Regions from separate parts of the Homo sapiens genome. Here region 2 is linked to region 1. The links are chromatin contacts, found by Hi-C or POLR2A ChIA-PET in ENCODE. All regions are on one chromosome and are shown on one strand. Each heading gives the region's core, a stretch centred on a gene start or an enhancer-like site at or near the end of the contact. The rest is flanking DNA. Distances are from core to core; before and after follow the strand shown.

Region 1 (4,565 bases), core at 723-3,222:
TTATACATGGTAGATAGGAATGTAAGTTAGTTCAGCCACTGTGGAAAGCAGTCTGGAATCAGCCTTGGTGCCCATCAACAGTGGGCTGGGCAAAGAAAATGTGGTATATATACACAATGGGATACTACACAGCTATTAAAAAAAGAACAAAATCATGTCCTTTGTAGCAACATGGAGGAAGCTGAAGGCCATTATAAGCAAATTAACACAGGAGCAGAAAACCAAATACCTCATGTTCTCACTTATAAGTGGGAGCCACACATTGAGTACCAATGGACATATAGATGGCAACAATACACGGGACTATAGAGGTGGGGGAAGGGTACAGAGTTGAAAAACCTAACTATTGTATACTATGCTCAGTACTTGGGTAACGAGACCATTCATACCCCAAACCTCAGCATCACACAGTATACCAATGTAACAAATCTGCACACGTACCCCCAAATCTAAAACAAGCTGAAAAAAAATAATTTTTAAACAAAAAGAAAGGATGCTTAATGGGTCACAGCCAACAAAACAGTGACTTAAATAATGGCATCATGCAACACATTTCACTTTGTCTGGTCAGTCTCAGTCAGAAATCTAACTGCTAAGATTGATTTTCATTAATCATCCAAATAATAAGCCAAAAATACTGTTTTATGTAAAGGAAGGCTTAAACACAAATGATAGTAGGCGATGAGGAGCATGAGAAAAAAAGTTGTAAAGCTGATGGAAAATGAAAAATAAACAAGTAACTGCACAGATAGTCAAAAAAGAAAGCAAAATCTTCCAAAGAAATTGCCTTTGCTGTTAACAAGTAAAATAGACCTTTCTCCTAAACAATCCGGAATGCTTTATTAACTATTCTTATCATTTCCAGATGCTTTTTCAAATGATGACCTACTTCCCATGCTCCTTTATTCAGTTAAAAAAAAATGAGTATGTGCTTACTACACCCCTACACTCAGTACTAATGGCTGAGATGTAATAGTAGATGGGCATAGACTTGGCTTCTAGGAACTCCTAGTTTTAGGAGTCAGATAAATAAATAGTCAATGATGACATGATGTGATTAGAACTGTGATGGAAGTAAGGACAGGTACGAGAGAAGGAAGGACAGATGAATGGACAGATAGAAGAAAATTGTGGGGCTTTCACCTACCTGAAAGATTAAGAAAGGTGTTCTGGTGGAAATGACATTTAACCTAAGGCCTTCAGAAAATCAAATTTAGGAGTCCAAAAGTGAGCTATTGGCTTAGGATTTAGTTCTAAGGGCTGAAAGATGCAGAGGGAATTGAAAATAGTGTTATAATTCTAGGATGTGTTCTTTGGAGGAAAGTTAAGAAGACACGAAATGTAATTTTAAGATGATAATGTGTAACAATCCACTTAACCCAACTGTCAGCTCCCTATAATAATATTTCAATTTCAAATCTGTTCCCTTCTCTTAAGTTATGAAATTCACATTTCCAGAGACATCTAAATTAGATCATAAGTTTCTTAGATTCCTGACCTGGTAAAAAATATACATGGTATGAAGAGAACAGTACTGTGTTCATTTAAAGCCACCAAATATGGAACTAGAAATCAGAAGAAAACCAGAGATGGCAAAATTTAGACCAATGGCAACTCACTCATCTATGCTGGTAATTTCACTACCCTTCATCCTGACCAAACCCAATCATAAATGTCAATCAGCCTATCTCAAAATTAGTGATATTTAGAACTTCACCTAGCAATTCTAGAAAGCTTTTGGCTTGCAAGGTATCTATGAAAGAAAGAGTGGAAGTTTTGCACCCCTTTCATCTAATCAAAATTCAAAATTTCTTCCCCCTTCTATTGTTATTCATTTATGAGCACAGATGTGCAAAAACCAATTCATTTTAAAGTCAAATACTAAATATGATGACTTACATCTGTACAAAAATCTGAAGTGCAGTACCGATACTAATGCGGTGACATCAGCAAGGCCAAACAGGAAGCTGAGGTATAGCCCCCATCACACACAGACACTCTCTCTCGGTCTCTCTCTCTCTCTCTCTCACACACACACACCCCTACACACAAACACACACACACACACACCCCAAAAGTGTCTCAGCTATAATATTGCATTCACTTAACGAATAGCCTTATTGCAAAACTTTGTGGTTTGTGACTAGGGTCTATTGTGCCAGGAAAAATATCTCCCTCTGTGCATGTTAAGCTTCTTCTGACAAGAAGCACTAGAAAGATACAAACCACCTATGTTCTTAGCAAGAATGACTCATTATTATTGGCACAAGGAGAATACAACTTTGTGGTAAGGCTTTTTGTTCTCAACTTGAAAATACCTAATCTGATATCCTAAAGCCTGGAGAAGAAAAAAAGAAGGATATCTTCAACTATTATCCTCCTCACTAGGGATTTAAGAAGGAAAGGACAATGGCTAAGGTGTGTGATAAGGTTACATCCTGCTTGACCCACCGTGTTTCCTGGAACAGAACCACTTGGGCTTGGGCCCGAGTTCACTTAAAGTGAGATGGAATGAGGCAAAATGATGTTCCTGATCTATTTTCTATTTCTTTTATTCCACTTATCCTGGAAAGTCAGGAGGAAATCATCCTCAAACTCTCCTCTGTTAACTGAGTGGGATAGCCTTACAAATTGAGTTTGGTTTATAAGCAATGACTGTGTTTTCGGTTTGTTTTGCCCCCAGCATCTAAGACAATGTTCTGGACACAGTAGACCCTTACCTTAATAGAGGCTCTTTTGTTCCAGCTTTTGTCTACCCCGTCACTTAAAGTGTCCCGTGTCACACAACGGGACAGTGTGGCAGTCTAATAGTTTCTAGGGAAAGGTGGGGAAGGAAAAAACAACAAATGAAGAGAAGTCTCAGTTCCTTTCTTAGCTGGTGATTGCATGAGCCATGCCCTGATCTCCCACCAGAAAGGAACTTGGCAGGGAGGGGCTTTGTCTGGTAAGATGTGAAAATGGGTGCTTTGCTTTCATTGCTCCTTCCTAACTTCCAACTTCCTTCTTTTTTACCTCCTTTTCTAAGCCTCTTAAAATAGAAATGTCCCACTAACACCCAGACGTTGTTGACTTGCAATATGATTTGTGGTCTCCAAAAGAAAATGCTAAAAAATTGTTTTAAAAAATTCAGGTCAGATCAGGACTTCCCCAACCCCCTCAGCAACAGCCAGTATGGGAATCCAGTTAACAAAAGAAAATGCTGAAAGGAAAAAAAAATAAAGGCTAAGTACTTAAAACACAAAGAACTGGTAATAGATAAGTACCATGAATTTTTCAACCCCACCCCTGCAACATATCCCACAAAATTATTCTCAGCTGTACATTTGCATAAACCAAGAAAATTCTAGCTTTGGAGAACATTTATAGAGTACACAGTTTACCACAGGAACACCCTTTTGGGTTAAGGCACAACTTCATGTTTAAAAGCAGAGAAAAGACTTAACTTCTGCATCTCAATTGTCACCTGAGTTTCAATTGATGTAGCAGCTCATGTCCCTCTCAAGTAGATATCAAGAAATTATCCATGTCAAGTTCAGTAGGAAGTGAGTATCCTCAAATCATCTGTTCCTGAATAAGGAATGAGATTAGATTTTTTTTAAAAATATCAGCTAGTCAAACACAGGGCACACAGTATGCGTTTAATAAGTACCTGCTGACTGAGAAGACACATGGTACAGTAGTTTAGAACACGGGCTTGAAGTCGGCCTGCTTGGCTTTAAAATCTTGTCCTGATCACCAGCTGTCTTACCAGCTGCCCCAGAACCCTCGTCTATAAAATGGGCATGATGACAATAATAGTGCCTACCTCACAGGACTGCTGTGAGGATTAAATGAGTTAATACAGTGGCTTTCCAAGTAGGGTCCCCAGGCCAGTAGTATCAGCATCAGCATTACCTGAGAACATGTCAGAAATGCAAATTCTTAGGACCCACCCCAGGCCAGGGAATTCCAGTGCATATTCAAGCAAGGGAAACAGACTAAATAATTTTAGGCATATTGCTTTCCTCTGGGATTTTATGGTCATGTCTAAGGGAAAGGTGGTACATTGCCTCTCACTCGGACAGAAGAAGGGGATAAAAGTAGAAGAGAAGAGAGGTATTTTATCTTACTAGTGGAGATCATCCATGTACACCTACACACGGTACAGCTTACCAGAGTGAGCTCTTACGTAAAATTAGATCGTCCAGTATAAAAAGCGAAAGGGTCACACTGGAAATGCAAAACTCAGTAAAGAAAATGTATCTCAGTTGTGCTTGCTATTAGATTCAGGATTATTTTCAAAAAGGAAATCCCATGAAGAGTCTAGTTGTGGTCCTCTCACTAAAATATTATAAAGAGTTTAATTTTATCTTACAATTGCTAAGCACATTGTGACCATTCACTACTTTTATTTGCATTCACTACTTTTTTTTTTTTTGAGACAGAGTTTCACTCTGTTTCCCAAGCCGGAGTGCAGTGGCTCCATCTCGGCTCACTGCAACTCCACCTCCCATGTTCAAGCGATTCTCCTGCCTCAGCCTCCTGAGTAGCTGGGATTACAGTTGTGCGCCACCATGCCCGGCTAA
Region 2 (4,565 bases), core at 1,192-3,691, 39 kb before region 1:
ATATACGATGATTGCTTACAAAAAGCATCTTTAATAAGACTGGATACAGTTTGAAAAAGGAAAAAGAAGGCAATAACCAATATTTTGGAACAAACAAATATTTGGAACATTTATGGGAGGGTATGAGATAATTAATGGGACTGAAACAAAGAAAAAGGAAAAAATAAAAAAAGAATATGGGAGGGAGTGTCTAAATTTTTCAAGTGTTTTTAAAAAATGTGTTCCCACATCACTCCTAAAATTTTGCTTGGCTCAATTAAACTATTTCTTGTGAATCTGAGCAGTATTCTACACATCCACTCATGCTACTGGCCCTTCCTTCTTTACCCCTGCTCCTGAATTGCAGCAGCTTTGCTGTTCAGATTCACTTTCACCACGAGTCTTTCAAGGCCCACAGCTCAGCTTGCAATCATAGGCTGCACACTAAGATTTACAAAAGGGGAAGCACAGTTTTAGGAAGGGAAGCAGGCAGAAAAGTAGGGAATCACTTGAAACATCTGTTCTATGAGTTTGAAATAATATTTGTCCAAAATAACTGACCTCCTCCTTTCACTTCTCATAAAAATTCAAATTATGCTTTGGGAATTAAGGAAGATTTGCTCTGAGGTCACTGGTCACTAGTGGAAATGCCCGTGAGCTCATTTGATCTTGCCTTTAATCAGGGCTCTGTCGCAGCAAGGTGTAACGCTTTCACTGAAGCAAATAGAAACACTCTCAGGGTGGAGGTGGACGAGCTATCCAGTCCCACTGTGCCTGTGGGTTGCTGGCAGAGAAGGTGCTTAGCTCTGGGCAGCAAGTGGGGCTCCTGTCATCTGCCAAGTGGATCTGCCTGGCGTGACAAAAGTTATGATGGGGACAGAGTTTCCACTAGCCCTGGTAATTCACTGGTGGGGATGTTTTTGACCTTTCTTCAGCCTTCTCTGGGGGCAGTCAAGAGATGAATCACCATTTTCTGTGGTGTTTAAGAGTAACCTAACATGCACAAAACTCCATGGAAATTAGCAGGTCCAACAATTATTGAAAGTAATGGCAAGAACCGCAATTACTTTTGCACCAACCTAATAGATTCAGTGGGTAATTAATAATCCACCAGCCCACCCTGCTCAATGGGATAAGTTCTTGTTTGGAACACATCTGCCGAAAGTGTGGTATGGGAAGAGTGAGCCAAGAGGAAGAGAGACCAATGCCAGAATTTAAAATCAGTGGGTTGACATTATGAAACTCAAGGGTCATAAGAATTGTCCCAATTCATCCTTTTGCAGAGACTGGTCAGAATTTTAGCATAAGTGTGAAATGGGTTTGAAAATATGAAAATGCTATATATAAAGGCCAAAGAAAAATAATGTTCCATTTGGGTGGGCTTATAGTTTTGTTTAGTCTTTCCCACACAATGTTCCAAGAAATTTGGCTCTATGTTACAACTTAGGGAATTAAAGGAAATATGTCTGCGAGGAAAAAGAGAGGGTGGGAGTGGGTTACGAGTGGCGGGGGGGTGATATGGTTTGGCTGTGTCCCCACCTAAATCTCATCTTGAATTGTAGCTCCTATAATTCCCATGTGTTGTGTGGGGGACCTGGTGGGAGATAATTGAATCCTAGGGGCTGTTTCCCCCATACTGTTCTAGTGGTAGTGAATAAGTCTCACCAGATCTGATGATTTTATAAGGGGTTTCCCCTTTCATTTGGCTCTCATTCTCTCTTGTCTGCTGCCATGTAAGATGCGCCTTTCACCTTCCTCCATGATTGTGAGGCCTCACCAGTAACATGGAACTGAGAGTCCATTAAAACCCTTTTTCTTTATAAATTACCCAGTCTCGGTTATGTCTTTATCAGCAGCATGAAAACGGACTAATACAGTGGGGGAGTGGGGCTCAGGGAATAGCCACAGGGCAGCAGAGCCTGTGGGTGCTGAAGCTCAAGTGCATCGCATCCCAACCACCATCCTCATCCTCCGACTTTCAGCCCCACCCTGCCCTGATCGAGTGCTGCCTGTCACCTCCCCAGAGCCCACTCTGGCATTCCCTACCATGGTCTGCCTTCCACAAGCAGAGTCTTAAGGTCTTGGGCTTTTCTAGAGAAAGTAGCTAATCTAATAAATAAATTGTAATAATGAAGGAATTCCCTAGCCTCTTCCCCTCAGAACAGTATCCACTGAATTTTAACATAAGTGACCTAAAAATACTTCAGTTTTTTTTTTTTTTAATGGGGGGTGTTGGCAAGGGCAGTGTTTTGTATACTTAACTGCTAGGACTTGGAGATTTAAAAATTCTATCACTCCTACAAGAAACTAAGCATGTCACTAGGTTGATCAAAACCAACAAACCCGGGATCGCCCCTTGAAGGCCACACCACAGTGCTTCCTTTCAGATGCTGAGCTGTCAGGAAGGTGTGGGGTCCAGAGAGACCACCCTCCTTCCTGAAGCAGGCCCCGCAGTCTCACCAGGCTGCTGGTCCAGGCCCCTTGCATTACTGAGTGGCCGTGGGTGAAAAAATCCAGTCAAAAGGAGTCACACTTAAGATCTTTCAGCAAAAGACAACTCTGGAGCACGTGGACAAGGCCTAAAAATGCGGGTAGTTTTGTTTTTTGTTTTTTTTTTTTTTTTCCGTCTTGAAACTGTTCTGTGGGAATTATGAGCTGTTCTCTAGCCCATCTTGGTATTTTAAAAGCAAATAATAAATATATCACATAGCTAGAGATACTTTACAGTTGCAAAGCCCTTTCCCTCATGATCTCATTTGATATATTTATATTGACAAGTAGAAAATATGTTGATGTTTTTACTGGCATACAAATATTTTCACCTTAACAGTCTGCCAGGCAAGTTATTCTGAGATAGTTGCTTTGCCTGAGCACTTGCCTAAAATAACCATCGCTATGAGGGCCTTCCATTCTTGCTGTGTGAGTCATTACTATGAAGGTAATGGAGCAAGGCTGGAAGTCTGAATGCAGGCCCCTAGGGTAGAGGGGTTCAGGACAGGGTTAAGATTAAGGTCTTAGCAGACAGGAAGAAAAAATGCAAATAAACCCAGCACTTTAAACAAAAGATGTCATTTTCTCAAACTCAGTTATGCTATGCCATTTTCTTTAACCACTTGGTAGCTTCTCCGGGCCCCTGGCCTCTTTTTTCTATGAGTCTTAGGGTAGACACTGCTTTACTGTTATGCACCATGTCTTAGAGTCTGAGGGGAACTATAATCCTTACCTGGCCTCACACAGTAAGCTTTAGAGGCCATTTCCTTTTACCAGCTTCTCCAAGCCGGTTTAAAATGCATTTCTGTAACAGACTAGTTTTCTGACTTCAGCCAACTGCTCTGAATGTTCTTTCTCTTACCTGTAGGGTGCTGGACAAATAATCCTGAAATGCCCCTCCAGCATTCACATTTTATTAGTCTGTTATTTTACCAAAACACTTAAATTCTGAGAGAAGCAAAACCATTTTTTTTTTTTTTGAGACAGGGTCTCTCTGTTGCCCAGTGTAGTGGCACAATCACAGCTCACTGCATCCTTGACCTCATGGGCTCAAATGATCCTACTGTCTTGGTTTCCCAAATAGCTGGGACTACCTGCACATACCACTGTTCCCAGCTAATTTGTACAAAACTTTTTGAAGAGATAGGGTCTTGCTATGTTGCCCAGGCTAATCTCGAACTCCCGGATTCAAGCAGTCCTCCCAACTTGGCCTTCCAAAGTGCTAAGATTACAGGTATGAGCCACCACACCCAGCCCCTGTGAAACTTCTTAGTGGGACACTTGATACCTCCAGTGATTTCTGATCTCTTTTCTGCTTTTTTTGTTTTGTTTTGCTTTCCCACTTAAAATGTTTTTTATCCTGCAAAACTAGGAGCTTACTATGACCACTTGCACAAATGCTTTACAATCTCCATCTATATAGAGACCCATATACATATACCCCACACACATATGTGCCTTGTCTTCTGCATGTTTTCTATGTGTGTCTCGCCTCACCATGATGGCAAGGGACGAGTCATTTCTCTCTCTTCCAACTTACACCACTTAGCACATAATCAGCCTGAAGCCAAAACAAACTCAAACTCAACTCCCAGAAAGGATTTATTAAATACATATATTCTTTTTTTTTTTTTTTTTTTTGAGATGGAGTTTCATACTGTCACCTGGGCTGGAGTAGGGTGGCATGATCTTGGCTCACTGCAACCTCCGCCTCCCAGGTTTAAGCAATTCTCCTTGCCTCAGCCTCCCAAGCAGCTGGGATTACAGGACCGCCACCATGCCCAGCTAATTTTTTTCTATTTTTAGTAGAGACAGGGTTTCACTGTGTTGGCCAGGCTGGTCTCGAACTCCTGGTCTTGTGATCTGCCCGCCTTGGCCTCCCAAAGTGCTAAGATTACAAGCGTGAGCCACTGCGCCTGGCCTAAATATCTATTTTCAATGGCATCATGGAGGAATGTAAGTTCACATTAGTTTCCAAGTGAAAGAAAAAAGTGAAGCAAGTGGCATAGCTGAACTCAAGGAGCTATTAAAAAATAAATGTGTAACTTAGTATATTCCCATGGTTGGTGTTGGTCTTTCACTCGGCCAGGATCAGA

Evidence for each region. A loop is a pair of places that touch in the nucleus more often than their neighbours do. ChIA-PET counts read pairs that join two places held with the same protein, here RNA polymerase II (POLR2A). Pooled maps may share reads with other maps.
Region 2: a loop to region 1 is called in a map of naive thymus-derived CD4-positive, alpha-beta T cell, with 2.7 times the contacts of the local background. The contact joins two enhancer-like sites. A Hi-C loop is called at or near these places in 11 of 168 maps with a recorded cell type or tissue (CD4-positive, alpha-beta memory T cell, IMR-90, MCF 10A and 4 more), 11 of 37 single-sample maps with no recorded cell type and 10 of 50 pooled maps. POLR2A ChIA-PET finds 5 or more read pairs at or near these places in 7 of 52 experiments (AG04449, BJ, CD4-positive, alpha-beta T cell and 4 more).

The regions. Positions count from the first base shown.
Region 1 is chr1:184,865,144-184,869,708 of GRCh38, forward strand. All of the region lies in intron 5 of NIBAN1 (niban apoptosis regulator 1), which reads right to left. Among named protein-coding and RNA genes, the nearest start is that of NIBAN1, 110 kb to the right of the region's middle. Within about 2 kb of position 1,973, at least 10 of the 41 ENCODE cell types and tissues checked have a DNase peak (open chromatin) inside an H3K27ac peak, as active enhancers do.
Region 2 is chr1:184,825,375-184,829,939 of GRCh38, forward strand. The region is part of intron 6 of NIBAN1 (niban apoptosis regulator 1); the gene reads right to left. The region is part of intron 1 of LOC107985238 (a long non-coding RNA gene); the gene reads left to right. Among named protein-coding and RNA genes, the nearest start is that of EDEM3, 73 kb to the left of the region's middle. RefSeq lists a silencer at 268-468. Within about 2 kb of position 2,442, at least 7 of the 41 ENCODE cell types and tissues checked have a DNase peak (open chromatin) inside an H3K27ac peak, as active enhancers do.